Regions from separate parts of the Homo sapiens genome. Here regions 2 and 3 are each linked to region 1. The links are chromatin loops, found by intact Hi-C in ENCODE. Cell type or tissue: K562. All regions are shown on one strand.

The links. Peaks named below come from ENCODE experiments on the same cell type or tissue, not always from the same donor. Only the 100,000 strongest peaks of a DNase experiment are listed, where the experiment ranks them.
Region 2: it touches region 1 in a loop (6-fold over the local background); 2 of 110 quality-filtered maps call a loop at or near these places.
Region 3: it touches region 1 in a loop (5-fold over the local background); 2 of 110 quality-filtered maps call a loop at or near these places.

What each region holds. Positions count from the first base shown.
Region 1 is chr18:31,423,584-31,426,083 of GRCh38, forward strand. All of the region lies in intron 1 of DSG1-AS1 (DSG1 antisense RNA 1), which reads right to left. Among named protein-coding and RNA genes, the nearest start is that of DSG1-AS1, 2.2 kb to the right of the region's middle. In K562, a CTCF peak has its summit at 995; a DNase peak (open chromatin) is centred at 1,008.
Region 2 is chr18:31,976,360-31,978,859 of GRCh38, forward strand. No RefSeq gene overlaps it. Among named protein-coding and RNA genes, the nearest start is that of TRAPPC8, 34 kb to the left of the region's middle. In K562, a CTCF peak has its summit at 1,111 (motif pointing left); a DNase peak (open chromatin) is centred at 1,082.
Region 3 is chr18:31,625,456-31,627,955 of GRCh38, forward strand. B4GALT6 (beta-1,4-galactosyltransferase 6) reads right to left here. Exons shown (of 9, transcript NM_004775.5): 7 at 1,544-1,666; 8 at 828-929; 9 at 1-306. The coding sequence ends at 159. Among named protein-coding and RNA genes, the nearest start is that of TTR, 35 kb to the left of the region's middle. In K562, a CTCF peak has its summit at 1,130 (motif pointing left); no DNase peak of the experiment used is centred here.

The sequences.
Region 1 (2,500 bases):
ACCATATGTAGAGAACATGAAACTAGATAGGAATTATTAAAAAAAAAAAAAAGAGTAAAAAACAAGTATTTACTAGTATGTGTCTAGCACTAGGCTAATTGTTTCTCAAAATTTTTCTTATTTAATGCATCTTATGATCTTTCTTTTATAGTTGAAGAAAATTGAAAAGAAAAACTATAAGGAAATCACCGTGAACCAATTCCAGTGCTCATTCATTTATTCATTAAATGTTTTTTGAGCATTTTCATTATTTGCATATGAGCTAAGGGCTAGGTATAGAAACGTGAATTAGGGTCCTTACCATCAAGGACCTCAGTCAGATTCAGGAAGAAGTAAAGGGTTGAAATACAGTATGAGATACAGTTATACAAGGGGGTATGAATGAGTGTTAAGGGAGAAGAGAAGAGGGGCCTAGCATTAATGAGCTGGGAAAGGCTTCCCATAAGAAATGAACTTTGAGCCAAGCCTGGAAGGAACCACAGGAAACAGCCAGATGAAGAAATGAGAAGAGCATTCCAGGCCAATAGGATGGAATTGGAGACAAGGAGAGAAACAGGGAAGATGGAGAAAGACTGGCTCCTCTGACAGCTGGAAGCAGCTGGTAACGCTGAAGAATAAAGGCAGATCATCACAAGACAGGAAGGAGTCAGAAACCTGGAAATCAATGACATGTTAAGGAATTTCCATTTTAATCTGAAAGTTAAATCTGAAAGAGAACCATTGAATATGCCTAAAGGAGAACAGTGAATTTGAAATCGCTCGTGAAGTTTGCCTTGGCATGCATAGGAGGAGAATGAAGCAGTTGATGAGAAGACCAGCAAGGAGTTGTTTCAATGAACCAAGGCAGTGAAGAAATAACATGCGTTCCATCTACACATCTTAACCCTTGGGATAACTGAATAATTAGCTGCCCACATCACAAAATCGTAGTATAATTGTGCATTTCACATCATCAGCAAATGGTGGTAACGAGTGATGCCGGCTATATCCCAAAGGTGGCGCTGTAACCTAAAAGCACGGAGCCCAGGAAATGCCCTGCAAACTCTAAGGGTCTCTCTGTAGGACTATGTGCTGAAGGAGCTGACTCAGACATAGTCCTCCACCTCAAGAAAAATATGCCTTCTACATTTATAAGGAATAGAAATAAAATGAAAAGAAAAACTCAGTGTTAAGATGTCAAGGTTTTTTTTTTTTTTTTGCTCTTAGTGCAGGATGATTATTTTCCCAGTATAAAATTAACATGTGCTCATTGTAGAAAATTTAGAAAATGTAAAAATATAAAAGAAAATGAAAATAATTTCCCATTACCCAGAGACAACAACTAACACCATGATAATTCTCCTCGACTAATGCTAACACAGCTCTACCCTTCAACTGATAGGTAAGGCCTAGAAACCCAAATCTGTGACTGAAATTTAGTCTTTCTCTAATACCCATATTCATTGCATACATTATTTTTTTAGTTGAGATTATCCTATATAAAAGCCTGTACCTGCATTTTACGCTTAATATTCTTCATAAAATAATTAAAGAGATATTTCATCCCATGAAATGACACTGAGGTTTCCTCTACTCCTTTAATATTATAAGTGATTGTGTGATTAATATCTTTGTGCATAGAGCTTAACATGCACTTTACATTATTTCCATTAGAATTGAAGTTTTGGGGTCAATGACTATGCACATGTTTTAAAATCTGTATATTACAACACACTGTTAACAAGACAGTCCTTGATGTTAGTGAAGACACCTTATACACCAAAGTACAATAATCATAGCTATAAATTTTTTTATATCTCTGGAGTTCTAGTTTTCCTCCCAGTTCTGAGTCTGTGAGTCCAATAGATATCATTATGAAACTTACATTTGTTTATAAGGATGCCAGCATTATAAAGGCATATTTAAATAGATAACCTCTGCTATCAGGGGTTAGGTTGTGCCAGTTGTTTTTGATGGCCATAAAACTTACTTGGTTTTTGGACTGAAGACAATATAGGCTTTGCTATCTACAATGTGTCCAGCCCCTATCTATATATAGTATAGTCCTAGAACCAAAGTTATAGGACATAATTTTCTAAGAAAGAACCATATTACATCTAACAATTTGAACACTGAAGAACTCTCTCCTCCAAGAAAATAGGCATGAGAAGGCCTGAACCACAATGCCACAACAGAATCTCCCAGGTATTACCTGTGGGCTGATTGATAGAACTCGGAAGACAGCTATCAATAAGTATCCTTAGATTTAAATACACGTTTTAGAGGAAAAAAATATTCCCAGCTTAGTCCTTCAGTGCAAATGAGAACAAGAAAAAAAGAAAAATATATATATTCCCAGCAAAGAGGACATGATCTGACATGATAATGGTGGATCTTATCCTGAGATGGCACTTATTACTTATCTTCATTCCTAATTTCAAACAACTGAAGATTTTTACACTGTCCAGAATACATTACACTATGACTAATCTTTCACAATTTGTGGATTTCATGTACTAGC
Region 2 (2,500 bases), 550 kb after region 1:
ATTTGATCTGCAAGGTTATTCCCTCGACTTTCAAAAGAAAGACCTTTTTGGTGTCCTGGGATATGGACAATAGCTGTCTCTTCTGGCAGCTGGAGGTTATCTAATACTTGAGTGATTAATTGCTTGTGGACAAGGTCTTGGCCTTTGCTATTGAGACCTCGTTCAGTCCAAATTTTCCACAGGTGTGAGCTACCCCGCCTCCAAGGCATACTTGGAATCAGTATAAATAGTCCCTTCCTGGTTTTGCAAGTGTTTCAAAGCCTGATTTAATGCAAACAATTCACAAGTTTGGGTGGACGAATTGTTAGCCAATCTTCCTGACTATATTTCTGCAAGAGCTTCCCCATCAACTACTGAATACCCATTATGTCTCTTTCCTTCAATTACCCAGGAAGGGCCATCTATAAATAAATGCTGTCCTGTTTTGAAAGGGGTCTCTCTTAAATTGGGCCTGACTTTTGTGTGATAATCAATTAAATCTAAACACTGATGCTCAGGTCCTTTTAGATTTGGATTTCCTGTTAGAAAACCTGCTGAGTTAAGTGAGTTATCAGTGGTTAGTGTTAAATCATCTCTTTCTAATAGGATAGCTTCATACGCTAAAATCCTTGAGTCAGTGAGCCACCATCCTGCTTTCTGGTTTAAAATAGCTCTAACTTGATGGAGTGTGCTTACAACCAAAATTCCCCCAAAAATTAGCTTTCTGCTTTCTTCAGTTAACAAAGCAGTGGCTGCAATAGATTGAACACATTCGGGCCATCCACAGGTTACGGGGTCTAAAACCTTTGATAGAAAGGCTACAGGTTGCCAGTGGCCCCCATGTTCTTGGGTAAGTACCCCTAAAGCTACCCCCTTGTTTACATTAACAAAGAGGTAAAATGGCTTTTCTAGGAGTTCCTGCTTAGTTTTAGGCAAAGTTAGGGATACAATTCCTTCAACTCGCTCAGGTCCTATCCTTCGTTTGTCCTTACTTATTAAGTGCCCTAAGTATTTAACTTCAGGCTCTACAAATTGGAGTTTTCCCTTTGAAACCTGTAAGCCTTTTTATCCGAAATGGTTAAGGAGGCCAATGGAGAGTAATTTCAGTGGGCCTTATCCTTTGGAGCCCCCTGCTGGAAGGTGGATAACATAATACTTGCTTTTTGTTTTTGCTTACGTATACTTTCTGAGCTTCCCTAAGGAGTTCATTCATGGGACGGTCTTTTCAATTCTCTATCTTTTGTCTTTAGCATTCCCTGCCCAAGGGGATCTTCATATTTTCCCAGTGAGCTGCATTGTTATTGTCCCACTGGGGGTCTTAGGCGGATAATTTTTGGTCTGCGGCGGGAACATTTTGATGTGAGAATGTTCGTGTTCCCAAATTACCATAGCAGCTCTACAGATTATTCTCCTTTCTTCCCCTGAAAAGAGGATGCCCATGATGGACATTAATTCAGCCCAAGTATATAATTGGAGTCCTAAAAATTGGTCAATTTTATCTGCCACTCCATAAGGGTCATCTAACAGTGGCTTGACTTTTTTTTCAAATTTCAAACTTCTGAGCTGGTTAAAGGGACATTCACAAAGCCAATGGCTCCCCCTCCTATGGGCACCTCTCTTAAGGGGAGGAATGTTGGAGCTGATTCCCTAGAGGTAGAGGGGAAAGGGAAGTTCTGAATATCCTTTTTACATTGCTCTACCTCACGTTGAAATCCTTTTAGGGAAGGGTACTTAGGAGCAGGCTCATGCAATGATAGTTCCCAAAAGTCAGGGTCATAAGGAGGAGGAACAACGTGAGTAAGGGAAGGATCTGGGGCAGTAGTGGCTGTCTGAGGGGGAGGGAAGTTAGGATCAGGGGCATTAAGCAGGGGAAGGTGGTCTACAGGATCCCATACTCTGGTGGACTGTTTGGAGGTAAGGACCCTATTCTTTTCTGAGGAGTTGGTTTCTGACTTACTTCCTGTAGTTTTTAGGGGATAAAGGAAGACTGGGGGTTTCCCATCCTGGAGATTTGACCTGAGGCCCAATCCCTCATCCTAGAGATTTCTTACCTTTCCTTTCTCTAAAGGCTCAACCCCCCTTACTGGAGATTTCTTGCCTTTCCTTTCTCTAAAGGCTCAACCTCCCTTACTGGAGATTTCTTGCCTTTATCCCGACCACCAAGGAAATACTGTGTCGCCCCCCACGACGTTTCTTACCTTGGTCTGTGCACAGAGTTACCTGGTTGCTGCAGTATGTGAGGATCCTTTCTGCCCACATTGCTGAGTGTCCAGATTTATTCATCACACCGGGTAGGGCCCAATTCCTTACCCTGAGGCCACCACAACAAGGCAGTGGGATGCTTCTCCTCATGGGAGGGGACTGAAGACCCTTTCCCAGAGGAGAATGGGAATCCCAGATGAGCCCGGGAAATAAGAGCTCGGAGTCACAAAGAAAATGAGCACTCAAATGAAGGATTTCTCAGCAAGGCAAATTTACCTCTGCAGAAGCGCTGCTCGTTCTTCTGGTCACTGCAAGAATA
Region 3 (2,500 bases), 200 kb after region 1:
GTGACTGTATATAGTCCCACTCTGTAAACACTGTGGACTGCTGGCTCTTCTCAGAGAAAAGGGCACTGTGACACAGCCAATCACTGACCTCCACTAAGAGCGCGCTCCAAGTTTATGATCCAGCATTGTGGTCTACCTTGCCACGACAGCCACTTCTTTTAATAGTCTTCGATTGGAGCTAACTCTGGCATGAGGTTTACAGATATGTTTGTATACAACCTATCAACCAGTATTTTTGGCCTATATATTAAATTGTTCAGTCCATCGATGTACTGACGCTCCTTGGAATACCTTAGTAATTTATACCTATAGTTTTAGAGGAAAAAACAAAAAAGCAACAAAACATGTTCAAAAAGGAAAACTGATAAGGACTGTGTTCAAGGTCATCTTATAATTAAAGCACTTAATGCCCTTTACAATTTCTGGTTCTTGTGCATAATTTAAGAATCTCTAAACCATTATTCTAAATTAGCAATTTTACTACTCAAGAAATGCCACCTGAAAAAATTATTTTGCACTTTTACAATTAGACATCTTTAATAAATAAAACATTATGCTTTATGTTACGTAAATACTTTTACATAAATAGTTAACCGGGCTCTTTAACGTAAATATGTGTATTTATTAATGTATATATACGTATATCTCTTAAAAACAAGCATCAAAAATGCTTCCTTTTGTAAAGATTCCCTTCAGCAAAAAATACTTCCCTTCCATTATGAAAATTCCCTTCAGCAGCTTTTTTGGGGTTCAATGCATTTTTATTTACCTTTCATTTATTCAACAGCTTTGGAAACCTTGGTATCTGAAGATGACATTCAACTTACCGTCCTAAAAACTGGACTTCACCTCTATGGTGATGAGGAATTGACTTGTATTTTCCTAAGTCTCCCTCTGGTCTGGTTACATTATATCCAGCATAGTGAACTCTACAATGCCATATATGGAAATGAAAATATAGAGAAATAAAATATGAAAATGGGTTATGTGAGTTCAATTTTAAAACACAAAAGAATGCTCTAATCCAGGGTTCCCCAACCCCTGGGCCACAAACCAGTATAGGTCCATGGCCTGTTAAAAACTGGGCCGCACAGCAGGAGGTGAGCGATCATTACTGCTTGAGCTCCACCTCCTGTCGGATCAGCGAATGGCATTAGATTTTCAGAGGAACACAAACCCTATTGTAAACTGCACATGTGAGGGATCTAGGTTGTATGCTCCTTATGAGAATCTAATGCCTGATGATCTGAGGTGGAATGGTTTCCTCCCGAAACCATCCTCCTGGGTCCTTGGAAAAATTATCTTCCAGGAGACTGGTCCCTGGTGCCAAAAAAGTTGGGGACCGCTGCTCTAATTATATGCTGCCAATAATTTCAGAAAGCAGACTTAATGAAAAAAAAAGAGAAATATAAAACAGGGTTTAGAAACCTCAAACATATCCCATCCCAAAGAATGTTCTTGGAATGGATAAGTACTACAATTTACCTAATATAAATAAGATTTATAAAAATTCTATTAGTGAACAATTTGTACCTCAACATACCTGTTCCAAAGGTCATCATCTTCTCCTCCCCATCCCCAGAAGGCATTAGGAAAACCATTGATCTTTCTAAATTGTTCCACTGTCAGCCCACTTACACCACCAAAAAATTCTTTATATGGAAGACTAGAAAAGAAAGACACAGTATTCTAAAAATAAAATCATAATAATTTCCCATGTGAAATGAAGGTTTCAGCCTTTTATGTGCTTTGCAAAATATGCCCTTATATTCTATATAGACAATTATGTTAGAAAATGTAAAGTACACCAAGACATAAAACATTTTTATATTCTAGTGAAACAAGTACATGTACATGTGTTATGTTAAATGTAAAGCACTTATGGAAACCTAAATTTAATATTTAGTATACAAATAAGACTCAAAATAAAATCTGTAAGGCTCAAAACCCAGTGCCCCCAAATTGTATATTTTCACAGCAAAAGTAAACATGATTAAATATATTTATAATGGTCAATGCATGTCAGATGTTCCTAAACTAGTAACACTGAAAAAATTAACTGAATTATAAACGCATTATTTATTATATAGAGCAGGATAAATATCAATTACAAAAGACAATTCTAGCATTTAATTGTCTAGCTACCTACTTTTATAATGATCTTATCTGTTGGAATTATACTCTCAAAATATTCATGGATATTTACAAATATATTCATTTTCAATGCATTGATATTTACAGAAATAACTATTTTTGTTTGGATTTTATTTTCCTTACCCTTTCCTAACTCATACTCCAAGGAATGTGTCAAACGATGCAATGTTTTTAAACTTTTCTAAACTATATTTTTACTTAGCTAAACTGTGTGTTTAGGTATAGATTGGCTTTCTGACATTTAGGCAGCATCCCTAGACCTGCAATCCTGAATATATTCCCATGGACTGAAACACGCCCCTGGGGAGCAGATGCCAGAGCAGAGAAAACGTGACCATGCACAGCA